Linked DNA regions of Homo sapiens: region 2 is linked to region 1. Evidence: chromatin contacts called from ENCODE Hi-C or POLR2A ChIA-PET data. All regions are on one chromosome and are shown on one strand. The core of a region is the stretch at or near the end of the contact, and the rest is flanking DNA. Distances in the headings are between cores, read along the strand shown. Region 1 holds the start of ID1 (inhibitor of DNA binding 1). Region 2 holds the start of FOXS1 (forkhead box S1).

Region 1 (2,700 bases), core at 14-2,513:
GAATTCACTCAGCTGCAGAGCTGGAAAGAGAACTCAGGCCTTTTTCCCCACGCTGGAAGGGGTAGCTGGGGCGGAGAGGTGGGGGGAGCGGTGAAGAAACCCCAAGCGGCCCAAGCTGTGGGTCTGGGTTGGGAGACTCGCAGGTGTGGGGCGGGGAGGTAAGGTGACCCTTGCTCAGCGACCGCGCCCGCAAGAAACGCATTCCCAGGCCTCCCGCCCGGGGTCTGCAGGTGACGGGCTGGGGGGAGCACGGGAACTAGCTAGACCAGTTTGTCGTCTCCATGGCGACCGCCCGCGCGGCGCCAGCCTGACAGTCCGTCCGGGTTTTATGAATGGGTGACGTCACAGGCCTGGCGTCTAACGGTCTGAGCCGCTGGTTCAGACGCTGACACAGACCGGCCCGGGAAGGGAGGGGGGAGACTGTAGCTCCGCAGCTGCCGCGCCGTGGGAGGGAGACCCTGCTCTGAGGTCTTTGAGAAGAAAATTTAAAAAGCAGCCAAAAATGGGAAAAAACATTAAAAAATCACGAACTGTTGCAGGTTCAGGAAATTTTTGCAAGGAGCTGCAAATTCAAGGTGGAATCGAATGCAGCCTCACTCCACTGCGCTCTATCTAGTTCACTTCCCAGCCACCCAGCCCCAAACTTACTAGACTTTCCCGAATTAATTGCTCCCACCCGGGAGGGATCTGGGTAGGCCCTCCGGGTCTCAGGAACACGAACAGCAACATTATTTAGGAATTGAGAAAGCCCAGGGGAGCAGATGTAAAGGAGCGCCCGCTTTAAATTTCGGTCCTGATATTTGTAGATCAGGGTCCGAGAAGCATCTTCCAAGAGGGTCCGGAAACCCAGGCTCTCTGGGCTATCCAGAGCCAGCCGCTTCTCCGTTCGGGCCTCAATTTCTCTCATCTGTGAAATGGAGCTGGAGAAGTGAGAAAGTGAATATGGGAAAAACTGATTCCTGAGGTCTTTTCATTATAAGGCAATGCCTGCTTAGCTTCCTTGCCTCCTTCCAGAGGAGCCCAGTGCGGCCCTCGCCTCTACCCGCTGCCCTGCCCGGTGCCCTGCCACCGACCCACCCTTGCTGTTCTGAAACCCGGGTCGTCTTTCCACACTGCGAGCAGGCACTAGACGAGCAGGAGGCTGGACCTAGGAGCGCGGGTCACGCCCCCATGCCGCCCATTGGCTGCTTTTGAACGTTCTGAGCCCGCCCCTCCGGGGGCCGTGGCGTGTTTATAAAAGACAAGCTGTGGCTCCGCACTCTCATTCCACGTTCTTAACTGTTCCATTTTCCGTATCTGCTTCGGGCTTCCACCTCATTTTTTTCGCTTTGCCCATTCTGTTTCAGCCAGTCGCCAAGAATCATGAAAGTCGCCAGTGGCAGCACCGCCACCGCCGCCGCGGGCCCCAGCTGCGCGCTGAAGGCCGGCAAGACAGCGAGCGGTGCGGGCGAGGTGGTGCGCTGTCTGTCTGAGCAGAGCGTGGCCATCTCGCGCTGCGCCGGGGGCGCCGGGGCGCGCCTGCCTGCCCTGCTGGACGAGCAGCAGGTAAACGTGCTGCTCTACGACATGAACGGCTGTTACTCACGCCTCAAGGAGCTGGTGCCCACCCTGCCCCAGAACCGCAAGGTGAGCAAGGTGGAGATTCTCCAGCACGTCATCGACTACATCAGGGACCTTCAGTTGGAGCTGAACTCGGAATCCGAAGTTGGAACCCCCGGGGGCCGAGGGCTGCCGGTCCGGGCTCCGCTCAGCACCCTCAACGGCGAGATCAGCGCCCTGACGGCCGAGGTGAGATCCAGATCCGACCACTAGATCATCCTTATACCGACGGGGAAACGGAGGCCAGAGAGGGCGTGGGCGCTTGCACCACTTCCGTCCCATCCTTGCGGGTACCTGGCTATGCGGGGGTGCCTAAGGAGCCTGGAAAAAGCGCTCCCCCGTCGTGCTTCCTGGGGAAGGGGGCGTTCGCTGCGCTCGGAGCGGCGTCCCTTCCAACCCGCCGGTCTCATTTCTTCTCGTTTTCACAGGCGGCATGCGTTCCTGCGGACGATCGCATCTTGTGTCGCTGAAGCGCCTCCCCCAGGGACCGGCGGACCCCAGCCATCCAGGGGGCAAGAGGAATTACGTGCTCTGTGGGTCTCCCCCAACGCGCCTCGCCGGATCTGAGGGAGAACAAGACCGATCGGCGGCCACTGCGCCCTTAACTGCATCCAGCCTGGGGCTGAGGCTGAGGCACTGGCGAGGAGAGGGCGCTCCTCTCTGCACACCTACTAGTCACCAGAGACTTTAGGGGGTGGGATTCCACTCGTGTGTTTCTATTTTTTGAAAAGCAGACATTTTAAAAAATGGTCACGTTTGGTGCTTCTCAGATTTCTGAGGAAATTGCTTTGTATTGTATATTACAATGATCACCGACTGAAAATATTGTTTTACAATAGTTCTGTGGGGCTGTTTTTTTGTTATTAAACAAATAATTTAGATGGTGGTAAAGTTGTAGTGACTTCTTGGGTTGAGGGGAGGGGCCTGGGCTGGGGGTTGACCCCTGACCCTCTTCACAGCTGGTTCTGGGAGGAGAATTGGAGGGCTACATCTGGATTGTTGCTCTTACCGGCCTGAATGAGTGTTTCCGGTGTCTTTAAAGTCTATTCTTCCCCCACCATCCCTGCCCATTTCCCTGCTCCCCAGTGTTATAAAACTAAA
Region 2 (2,700 bases), core at 162-2,661, 240 kb after region 1:
ATTCCCACCAAGGGTCTCTGCCCCCGCTGCACAACCCCACAGCCACAGCCACCCCCACATACAAGCAGGCACCCTGGCCCTCAGCCCCCAGCCATCAGGCAAGCTGACCCTCATCATCACATGGCTTTATTGGCCCTGAGAGCCACAGAGTAAATCCCAAGAGGCCCTGCTTCCCCTCACCCCCAAGTTTGTCCGGAGGCCCCAGGGGCCTGGCTGAGCACCGCTTCAATCCTGGCTTTCTGTGTGGTTGTCCTTGGCTCACCAGGGCTGGGTCCTTCGAGAGTTCTTCAGGTCCTAGAGCCAGGCTCAGCCCGGAGGGTGAGGGACCTGCAGGGACTGCCCGAGGTGAGGCTGCCTTTACTCAAAGAAGAACATTCCTGGCGTCCGGTATAGGCAGGGGGTCAGCCCCAATGGGTAGCCGGAGCCTCCCTGGACAGGGAAGCCACCTGCAACCCAGGGTTCCTTGTGGTCAGTTGGCAGGGGCAGTGGGGCCCGGAGTGAGCCTGGAGGGGTGGGTGGTGCAGGGGAGGGGGCTGCTGAGGCCAAGAGGTGCTCAAGGCCTGGGTCAGCCCCCATGCAAAAATTCAGTGCCTGCAGCCGACACTGGTAGCTGCTCCCGATGCCTGATTCCGGGGACAAGACGGGCGTAGGGGCCTTATTAAAACTCTCAGCCTCTGAGAAGCCGGCAGGAAAGCCAAACGCTGGGCATGAGGAAGATGAGGTGGCCACGGGGAGCTCCCCTGGGCATGCAGGCTTGGGCGTGGAAATCTCTTTGGGCTCCATGGGTGGCCGAGGCCTGCCATCAGTGGTTGCTGGGCACATACTGGCTGGCATGGCCCCCACCAGACCCCCAAAGCTTAGGCCCTTGGGATCTGGCAGCTCTGGTGGGAATGAGCACTGCCTGCCGGTCGTGGCGTTGGGGACTCCTGGGTCCTGGCTGGTCGCCCTGAGGGGTCCACGGCGTGCCTTGGCGGGGCCCCGGGTGCCCTCAGCACCTGTCTGCCGGGTGAAGCGGCGGCGGCGGCGTAGGAAGCTGCCGTGCTCAAACATGTCGTGGCAGTCAGGGTCCAGCGTCCAGTAGCTGCCCTTGCCTGGCTTGCGGTCATCGCGGGGCACCTTGACAAAGCACTCGTTGAGTGACAGGTTGTGGCGGATGCTGTTCTGCCAGCCGGGCCGGTTGTGGCGGTAGAAGGCGAATCGGCCCATGATGTAGCGGTAGATGCCACTGAGGGTGGCCCGCTGCCCCGGTGAGCTCTGGATGGCCATAGCAATAAGGGCGATGTAGCTGTAGGGAGGCTTGGTTGGCTCAGTTGTGGGGGCGCCAGGCCCGGGCAGAGGCTGCTGCTGCATGCTGGCCGGGCTGCCAGGCTGCTGGGACCTGCTGGGTCAGGCTCAGCTTCCAGGGCTGGCGTCCGGAATAGCCTGCCCAGGCTGGTTAAAAGGTCCACTGGCCCAGCCTCCCAGCCTGGAAAGGCAAAAAGGGGTGGGTCTGCTGAGCCATCCTCCCCTCCTCCCTCGCCCCACTCCCACAAGGCCCAAAAGAGGCGGGCAGGAGAGGCCAGTAGTGGGAAGCCGAGCAGCTGCCAGGGATGAGGAGTTGGGAAGGAAGGGACTGAGACCCTCAGCCCACGTGTGCTGGGTGGTGGTGGCTGGGGAGGGACAGGATGTGAAACTGAGCGGGACAGAGACAAAAACAAAATGAGACAGAGGCAGAAACATATGAAACAGAGACAGGGAAAAAAGAGATAGAGACAGAGAGAGGTAGAGACATCACAAGAGGGAGAAAGAGGGAGAGACAAAGATAAGACAGAGGCAGACACAACGGACAGAGACACCCAGAGCCTCTCAGACACTCACAGAGAGACACACAGACATACACGTACAGACACACAGAGACACACAGACATACACGTACAGACACACAGAGACACACAGACACAGACACACACACAGACACACACACACAGACATAAGCACACACACACATATACACAGAGACAGACACACACAGACACATAGGCATACACACAGACACACACACAAGCACATACACAGACACACAGAGACATACACACACAGAAACACAGAGACACAGACACAGACACACACACACACACACACACACACACACGTAGTATACGGAGAAAGTGAGAATCACTGAGCAGGCAGAAACAAGGAAATCCACAAAGCCAGAGAGAAAGGAGATACTGAGAGACACAGGTGCAAACACAAGGAGTGAAAGGAATGAATAGAGAGAGAGAGAGAGAGAGAGAGAGAGAGAGAGGAGAGAGAGGCAGGGCCTGAGCCCAGTCCCCCTAGAGTGAGAGAAGCCCCAGGGGCTTCTCTAATCCCTACCTCTACTCCTGCTTTTCCCTCTTCTCCCAGGCCTGTGGTCTACTGCCTTCTCCTGCGGTGCAGAGGCCTTGGGGCCACACCACTCCTACCCCATCCTCCTAGCTCTGGGGTGTCTGCAGGGAGGGGCACCTAGGATGGTAAGGAGAGCCCATGAAATTCAGTTCTGCTGCATCCCTGTCGCCCCCTAGTGACTGGTGTGGGAAGGACAGCTATCTGGGGAGAGACATTCTCCCTCCCAAGAGGCACCTCAAGACCTTGGCTGAGCCTCAGTTTCCCCATCTCTAACATGGAGCTGGTGACTCCTCAGCTGTCCAGGCCATGGTGGGGAGGCAACAGGTTCCCCTT

The links. Hi-C counts contacts between places; a loop is a spot of excess contacts on that map. ChIA-PET counts read pairs that join two places held with the same protein, here RNA polymerase II (POLR2A). Pooled maps may share reads with other maps.
Region 2: a pooled map shows a loop between it and region 1 (2.9-fold over the local background). The contact joins the promoter of FOXS1 here to the promoter of ID1 in region 1. A Hi-C loop is called at or near these places in 1 of 50 pooled maps. POLR2A ChIA-PET finds 5 or more read pairs at or near these places in 3 of 52 experiments (HCT116, HEK293 and K562).

What each region holds. Positions count from the first base shown.
Region 1 is chr20:31,604,026-31,606,725 of GRCh38, forward strand. ID1 (inhibitor of DNA binding 1) reads left to right here and starts at 1,264. Exons shown (of 2, transcript NM_002165.4): 1 at 1,264-1,788; 2 at 2,028-2,485. The coding sequence starts at 1,363. The coding sequence ends at 2,069. It overlaps LOC105372588 (a long non-coding RNA gene), which reads right to left and starts at 1,170. Exons shown (of 2, transcript XR_936669.2): 1 at 1,078-1,170; 2 at 666-920. RefSeq lists enhancers at 1-726, 462-641, 1,031-1,701, 1,702-2,371, 2,418-2,700.
Region 2 is chr20:31,844,193-31,846,892 of GRCh38, forward strand. It overlaps FOXS1 (forkhead box S1), which reads right to left and starts at 1,412. Exons shown (of 1, transcript NM_004118.4): 1 at 111-1,412. The coding sequence starts at 1,350. The coding sequence ends at 358. It also overlaps a transcript of DUSP15 not described here. RefSeq lists an enhancer at 796-1,353.